Linked DNA regions of Mus musculus: region 1 is linked to region 2. A link is a contact called in ENCODE Hi-C or POLR2A ChIA-PET data. All regions are on one chromosome and are shown on one strand. The core of a region is the stretch at or near the end of the contact, and the rest is flanking DNA. Distances in the headings are between cores, read along the strand shown. Region 1 holds the start of Cep135 (centrosomal protein 135). Region 2 holds the start of Clock (circadian locomotor output cycles kaput).

What was found. Hi-C counts contacts between places; a loop is a spot of excess contacts on that map. ChIA-PET counts read pairs that join two places held with the same protein, here RNA polymerase II (POLR2A).
Region 1: a loop to region 2 is called in a map of heart, with 14 times the contacts of the local background. The contact joins the promoter of Cep135 here to the promoter of Clock in region 2. A Hi-C loop is called at or near these places in 1 of 37 maps with a recorded cell type or tissue (heart). POLR2A ChIA-PET finds 5 or more read pairs at or near these places in 1 of 5 experiments (Patski).

Annotation. Positions count from the first base shown.
Region 1 is chr5:76,586,476-76,590,450 of GRCm38, reverse strand. It overlaps Cep135 (centrosomal protein 135), which reads right to left and starts at 1,752. Exons shown (of 26, transcript NM_199032.3): 1 at 1,527-1,752.
Region 2 is chr5:76,303,057-76,307,237 of GRCm38, reverse strand. Clock (circadian locomotor output cycles kaput) reads left to right here and starts at 2,446. Exons shown (of 23, transcript NM_001289826.1): 1 at 2,446-2,583; 2 at 3,736-3,814. Gm7467 (predicted gene 7467) reads right to left here and starts at 2,362. Exons shown (of 1, transcript NR_152171.1): 1 at 1,711-2,362.

The DNA of each region.
Region 1 (3,975 bases), core at 503-3,002, 280 kb before region 2:
TTTTTTCCCAAAGTGATAGAGGACTGCCTGGGGTAAGTTACCCAGGCACAGACATTCATGGAAAGTGCTTAAAGGCACACTGAAGGTGCATTTCACCGTGTAAATTTCACTCCCATATTGGTTCTTTTCATTATTTTGAAATATACCATCCTGACTGGTCTAGAACTCATATTATTGGCCAGACAGCCCCATCTTTTTCTTCTGCCTGTGCCTTTGAGTGCTAGGACTACAGATGTGTACCACCAGGCCCAATCTTACTTCCTTTTTTTTTTTTTTTTAAGTAACACACATGTAAGTAGCTCAGTATACATTTTTATGCTTGTCTATTTCTATGCTTGTTTGTTTACCGTATCCAGGGTTAAGCACTGAGCCTATGACATGGTAGGAGAGCACTCTTTACTGGGCAATACCTCCAGCTGTTATACTTGTCTTCTCAAACACCTATGATTATTTATTATCTCTACCAATCTGCCCTAAAATTGAGTTATGCAGAGACCATTTCTAACCTTTGCCAAAAAATTGTAGTCATAGAACTCATGTTTCTAAATCAAATAAAAATTATGTCCTTCACCACTAGTAAAAATTATAAGTGCACATAAATGAATACATGCAAAACCTGATGCTCCAAACACCCATTGTGGGATCGAGTACCAATGTCACCGTTCCTATTTAAAGCATAAAGCCAAGAAGGCTGTCCCAAGAAAATAGCTTCCCCAACCACAGGGCTACTTCTAAATTAGTGTTTCTTCTTGGTTATCCCCGTTAACAAATCTAGGATCTTCTTTTAGAGGCTTCCCCTAGGGCTTTCTAGGTCCCTCCACAAAAGGACTTGATTGATGCCGGAGGTGTTTTACAGAAACTCCTGTGCTCACAAGAAAAACATCTGACAAGATAAATTAGCGGGGCAAACTCCAAGAACTATGCCCCCTCCTTGACAGCTGCCAACTCCGGGTACCAGGAAACCATCTTTCTCCATCCTTCATGAAGGCAGAATGAGAATACGAATCAAAAGACCATGGGCCATAATAAGTAAAGTCCTCCAGGCTGGGGGGTGATATGTACATATTAGGGTTTCCCCTATATTCCAGATCACAAGCTTTAAATCAAAACAGCCGAAAAGGGTAGGTTCCGCAGTTACAACTAGCTGTCCACTAAACCCTGGGGCGTTGTTGTCTCAAAGCGGGCACCTCTTACTTTCTCAGAAATATGCAACCTGCGGATACAGTAGCGTTTAAAAAAACCAACACCAGAGTGCGGGCACCGCAAAGGGCACGGGCCGGAGCGGCCAAGCAGTCCTTCCCCGGCTCAGGCCGGAGGGTGGAACGGCAGTTCTCCTCGGGTCGGCCCCGGGCCGCACGGACGGACGGACGGACCGACGGACTGTGGGACGGTCCCCGCGCCGCCCTCCCGCACTTCCTCCCGGCAGCGCCCGGGCTCCCGCCCTCGCTCGGGGGTGGGGGTGGGGACCGCCCCGGAGGCCCCGCGACCCGGCCCAGCCCCCGCGGCCTCCCCCGGGTGCGCCTCACCGCCGCTCCGTCCCGAGGTACATCGCCCTCCGGACCCGCTGTCCCCGCTGGCTCGTCCTGCTGCGGCCAATGGCTCCGGCACGAGCGCGGTTTGAAAATGGCGCGGAGAGAGACGGTCGCGGCCCACAAGGAGGGAGCGCCGCCGTTGCCCCGGTAACGGACCGGAGCGGCCCACAGTGGCGGCGCGCGCGCCGGCCGCCCGGAGATGGCGGCTTTCGGCCCTCGGTGCCCGGAAACGTAACGGCCGGCCGATGCCGGGGCTACGGCGCCCCCTGGCGGGGAGCCCGAACCTCTGCGGTGCCCGAGGACCTTGCCAACTGGCCGCTGGCGGTAACCATCAGCTAACCCCCAATGACCTTTCACAGGTGAATTTCTGCTGATCGCCCTGTCTTCCCCCTGGATGTCACTGTCCTTGCAGCTTCTCCTGGCTACCACTTGATAACAGTTATTGCCCCGTACCCATGTAAACCCCCAGAATAGAATCCGACCATCAAAACCTACTTGTTTACGTTTCTCCCTGCTGCTTCCAATTGTGGGCTCCTTGAATCAGATATTCTTTTATTCAACTGTATTTCTCTAGCATCTGTCACAGTATTTGTAAATGTTAAATTGAAATGAATTGCTTACAATAGCTTGCTCATGGTTACAAAGATCATGGTCAAATCCCCAGAGTCCACCACTCTCCTAAAAACTTTCTAGATGGTTAAGAGTTGAGTTTTTGTTTGTGCGTGTTTTGTTTTCTTTTGTTGTTTGTTTCTGCTTATATTCCTTACCAAGCCGGCCTTTCCTCTGACTATGTACTTTGTCCACTGCTCAGCACGGAACTGTATGTTGGGATGTGAATTGCTCTGTGCCGATTCATTCTTTGTTTTCACGTCTCAGTCTCCATTTTGTGTGCTTTGTCCGTTTTTAATTGGAAGTTTTAAGGAGCTAATGAATCCTGTAGAGATTTTTATACCATCTTGCACATATACAAGTAAGCATATGTTTATGTAAAGACAAATATCTTTTTTAAAAAAAGTCATAAATATCAGAAATTGGCTGTGCATAGCCATCTAGTGAAGATAGATAACATTGGTGGCCCCCCTTACCCCAAACACACACCAACTAAATGTTAGAACAAAACTCAGTGAAGAAATACAACGGGGTACATGGGATTGAAAGCTACAGTTAGCCTTTGTTCCAAGTGGCATTGATAACCCAGAGTCAGGGTCACTGCTGACCTCCGAGGCCTAAGGTCAGGGATCCTGGCACACAAAACTTGAAAGATGAGAATGCAGAATGCTGCTGCTTCCCACCCAAGTCCTAGCGCTTTAAGCAAATTGCATGGCTGTGGAGGCATGGAGGAAAACAGATGCCCTCACCACAGAAAGTGAGCTTTGTAGACTTAATATCAGCACCAACAGGAGTTCCTGAAACACTTAGAATGAGGTTTGCCTAGAGGCTGGTGGGGTCCTGATTGTAAGGAGGAAGAAAGCCAGATGTAAAGGTAAAAGAGTTGCTTTCACTGAAAACTGATGCTGTAGTTTAGATCTGAAATGTGGTGGTCTGAAGGAGATTGGCCCCTATAGCCTCATATACTTGAATAGCATGACCCCTAGTTGGTGGAACTGTCTGGGAAGGATTAGGAGGTGTGACCTTGTTGGGAAAAGTGTGTCACTGGGGATGTGATGGCTAACATTATATTGATGGCTCACTTTAAAACTGCTTGAGAGAAGCAGAAACCAAAAATGGACTTCCAATGGGTTAGATTTTAAAATTGCCTGGTTTTGCACAACTTTAACAAAACTACTGTTTCTGCTTCGTAAACAAAAGCTTGTTTTACATGAGATGACTTTGTGCTCTTTGCCTGTGTAAGTCCCCCACTGAGGTGGCTGGGGGCTGTGCTGCACTCAGGAGTTCCCAATCTGGGTGTTGAACTGGTGTCTGTATATGAAAGTAGCTTCTTTGTTAAAACTTACTAATGGTCAGACTGGCGAATCTCCGAACCACCTCAGACCTATAACAGAGGCAGGTTTTGAGGTTTCAAAACCCATGCCATTCCCAGTTAGCTCTATCTTTTTGGAGCTTGTAGATCAAGATGTGAGCTCTCGCCAGGTGGTAGTGGCACATACCTTTAATCCCAGCATTCGGGAGGCAGAGGCTGGCAGATTTCTGAGCTCGAGGCCAGCCTGGTCTACAAAGTGAGTTCCAGGACAGCCAGGGCTACACAGAGAAACCCTGTCTTGAAAACAACAACAACAACAACAAAAAAAAGCTCTCAGCTGCTAATCCAGTACCACCCCTGCCTGACTGCCTGCCTGCTGAAACACTCCCTGACATGATGGGTATTGTCTTAGTTAGGGTTTTACTGCTATGAACAGAGACCATGACCAAGGCAACTCTTATAAGGACAACATTTAATTGGAGCTGGCTTATAGTTTTAGAAGTTCTGTCCATTATCATCAAG
Region 2 (4,181 bases), core at 1,197-3,696:
AAATAAGACCCGAACAAGGAAGACACCAATGAGACATGCTAACAAGGAAGGGGTAAACCTTTGATACAAAACTACAGGCAACTAAGGAATGCTAAAATCAGGAAAAAGTCTACCCCAGAGAAGAGCCCTTAATTGGTTATCCAATATCAAGTGGCATTATACAAACCAAGTGGGCTGTATATATATATATATATTTGGGAATACATGTGCACCAATTAGAGAAATAGAGGCCACGAGTTTGAGGGAGAGCAAGGTGAATGGTTGGGAAGGAATGGAGGGAGAAAAGGGGAGGGGAAAATGATAGAATTATATTTTAATTTCAAAACTGAAAGTGGCCAACACTTGAGATGGGATTTACTTAGCAGGTAGTGTCAATACCTAGTGCCTCTCAATTGCTCTATGAACTGAGACTATTATCTGCAGTTTACATTTTTTTTTTTTTTACAGATGAATAACTTGAAGTTACATCATTTCACAGATGAATAACTTGATGAAAAGACAGTTGAAAAGAGAACCGGAAACACTTAGTTTAAATGACAACAAGGCACATGGTGTTTAAGGCCATGGTTTAGAATTGGGAACCTAGATTTAGGATTTATGAAACTATGAGGCAAAACTTTTGTTTACTGGAAACACAGTGTTAAAGTTGGGAAATTAAAAAAAACTTTTTTTTTTTAAATGAGGGAAAAGTCGTAAACTGAACCGTGGGAAATAGTCAGACAGTGACAGAGGACTGAGCAGAAAATCAAGGGATTATCAACAGGTCTTGGTAAATAATTAAACAGAGAATGTGAGCGAGGGAGGAGTCACAGGTGACTAAGAGGACAATGAAACCATTAAAGGGGGCAAAGGTCATTTTGATATATATATATATATATATATGTATATATATTATATATGTATATAGTGTGTATACACACACTAGAGGAACTATAATAGAAAAAGAGAATGAATAAAGCCAAAACATTTGACCCAGGGAAAGCATTCAAATTCATTTGGCTGCAACCTATTTACCAGCCTCAGTACCCTTACCTCCTGCCCCTTTTTTACTACCAGTGATCAAGACACTAACTTGTAGATGGCAGAAAAGCTCTTATTGGTTTTAAGCAATAAAACAAACACATTCACGAGTTTATTGATTACTTTAACTGAACTTTCCAAAGGAATCTAGCCCACATCGATTTCAGCGCTCATGCATCTAGGCTATATCACCATGTTTTAATCTGTTTTCTGGTTTTTCCCTTCGTGGTGCCTGCTCTTTCATTAGTCACACAAGAAAAGATTATTTTCTTTCAGTATCAGGTTCACTGGGAAACAATCTTCTTGGCAGTAATTGCCAGCCTGAGACAGAGAACCCAAGGTTTCCTCCTCCACAGTGTCCTGCCTGGACCACAAGGACAGAGTGGAGAATGGGTGGGTTCAAAGGACGTGAACCTAAGCGAGCAGCAGATGGATTAGGACAGCAGAAACTGTGCCTTTCGATGGCGAAACGGTACAAAGACTGCCAAGGAAAGATTCTCCTGGCAGGGTTCTGGCTACGTAGCCAGGAATTTGAGGATTCTCCTCCTAGTTCACATTGCTGGGGGGGGGGGGGGGGGATCGCAGCTAATTCCTAGTTTTGAAGTTGGTTTTTTTTTTTTTTCTTTCCTGAATATACACCAAGAACTTAATTCTTATTGAGACAAACATTACCTTGTAGACAGGATTTTTGGAGCTAAAGAGTATAGGTTTATTTATTGCCTTCTGTTTGCTGTACGAGTTGATTTTTAAAAGAAATTGCTATGAATTAGCTTCTTTCCCAGTAATTCGGGTGCAGTAGCTAAGAAACCAGTGTAAACTAGGGTCCTGGTTCATCCGTAGCGCCATGCTCATCTTTTGCAGTGCCTCCTGCCTTTTCATAAAAGGAGCAAACACATCCCGACCTTTTGCTTCCCTGGCTACAGCCGAGGTCACTTGGGTCGTCCAGGTCCATCTCGGGGAGCAGCCAGCCTAGCGTGTCTCTAGGAGCCGGGAAACCGAGTCCCAGGCATCCCACGAACCTCCAGGAGAGGAAACCGAGCACTGGGCTGGAGAAGTCTAACTTGGCGTAGGCCAAGCTCTCTGCTTTCCCGGGGACAGAGGCACCATTCCAGGCGGCGGCTCCCACTGGTTGGGAGCGCCGCATCCCGGGGAACCGCGAGCCGCCCAGGGCGCTGCGGGCGGCCGCACCCTCCGCTAGGCCCCGCCTCCCGGCCTGCGAAGGGAAGGGGGCCTCGGGGCATCCCGGCTTCCCTCGGCGGCCGTGGAACGAGCTCACGCCGGCCTGCAAGAGTGGGATTTCCTCGGGTGCCCGGGATCCCCAGGCGCGGCTTCGGGGCTGCCTAACGGGGAAAGTCGCATGCGCGCCCGGCGCGCTGAGGGAAGGCGGCCGCGAGGGGAGGGGCGAGTGCAGAGCCTGGCCGGCCGCGGAGCCCCGCGCCCACGACGCATGCGCCGGGAGGCAGCGCAATCACGGACTCGGCTGGCGGCTACCGGCTGGAGAGAGGAAACCCCGGACGGCGAGAGCGCGAAGGAAATCTGGCCGCCGCCGCGCACGCGCTCCCGGTGAGTGCGCCCCACCGGGTGGGCCTCGGCCCGGCGCGCGGCGGGCGGCTGGCCTGGGTGGCGCATGCGTGCTCCCGGGTTCCGTGGAGGAGGGGAAGGCCGGGAGGGGGAGGAGCGCGGCGGTAGCGGTGAATTTTGAGGGGTGGGTCGGGGGCGCGCACTCGCCGCCCCTGGTGCTGCCGGCTCCCGGAGCCGTGGCGTGTCCCGGCTGTCGCCGCTCGGCTGTCGCGAGCCGCCGCGGGCAGAGTCCCGGGCGGGGGAGGGAGGAAGCCGGAGCCTCAGGCACGGTGAGGACGCGGGAGGGCGCGGGGGGCAGTGTGTGGGACCGGGGCAGGGAACAGGGCGCGGGGCGCCAAGGGGGTGCGGGCCAGGCCGGGAGGCAGGAGCTGCGGCCGGGGTCCGGGGACGCGGAGAGCGCGGAGCTCTGGAGAGTCGCGCTCAGCCGGGCCTGCGCCAAGTGTCCCGGGGCCGCTGGGGGTTACCTGCAGGGCAGGGGGGCGCGGTGGGTCCCGCGGGCCCCGGGGGTTCCGGGGCCGCGTCGCGCTTGAGACTGGGCGCGGGGTTAGCGCGGGGCAGGCCGAGTCGGCCGCCGAGAGCGCTCGCGCCCGGGACCCGCTAGGCCTTGTGACCCACTTTATTCCTGTCACCACTCGGGCACGTTTGGAGCGGCGCCCAATGGGGCGCTGGGGCGGCCAGCTCCTCCGCGGAGCCCCCGCCCTCGCGGCGGCCGGCGCGCGCCGGGATCCGCAGTCCGAGCGGCGGCCGCCGCCGCCCAGGGCTGGTTCCGTTAATGGTCCTGGTTCCGGGGCTCGGGCCGCGGGCTGCTCTGGGCCCCGGGTGTCCGACTCGAGTCGCGTGCGCCGCGCCGGGCCGCGCTCTGCCTGTGGGGCTGGCCGTCCTGGATGTGGTCCTGGCTGTCCCGGTACCGGGAGTAGCGCCACGAAGTTTGTATCTTTGTGGGGTGTTTTCTGCCGCTGTGGAAGTCCGAGGTAGTCAGCAGAATCCTGAAAGATGAAGGAAGAGCTTTGGCCTCTGACCTGACAGATGACAGATCAGGCCGTGGTGTTTTGATATTGCAATGCCGAACCACACACTGCATGAAGCCTTTCTAGATGCTTTAAAAACAACAGACTCTGGTGTTTTCTATTGCAGTGAAAGAAAAGCACAAGAAGAAACTTTTACAGGCGTTGTTGATTGGACTAGGGCAACGATTCCCAAAATCACCAGCAAGGTAATTTCCCTTGATTGCATTGTTGTAGTTTTAAAAGCGACTAGAGAAAATTACAGACCATCCCCATTCATATCTGATTGAAAAAAAATGAATAGGCTGTAACTTAATTCGTGACTGTCTCTGAGTCCCACAGAACACTTGAAATCTGGTTTGTTTTAAAATCTTAGGAGAAAGAAACATGTGCCTAGGTTAGCTTGAAGAACTGGCAGGATCACCTGTGAAAAAAAGGACACAAAAAATTGTCATATAGTGAAAGAAAGCTGAATTGTGTCCTGTTGTATGTGTAACTATATATAATCTATATGTCCATATTTGTGCGTGTGTGTGTGTGTGTGTGTGTATATATATATATGTGTGTGTGTGTGTG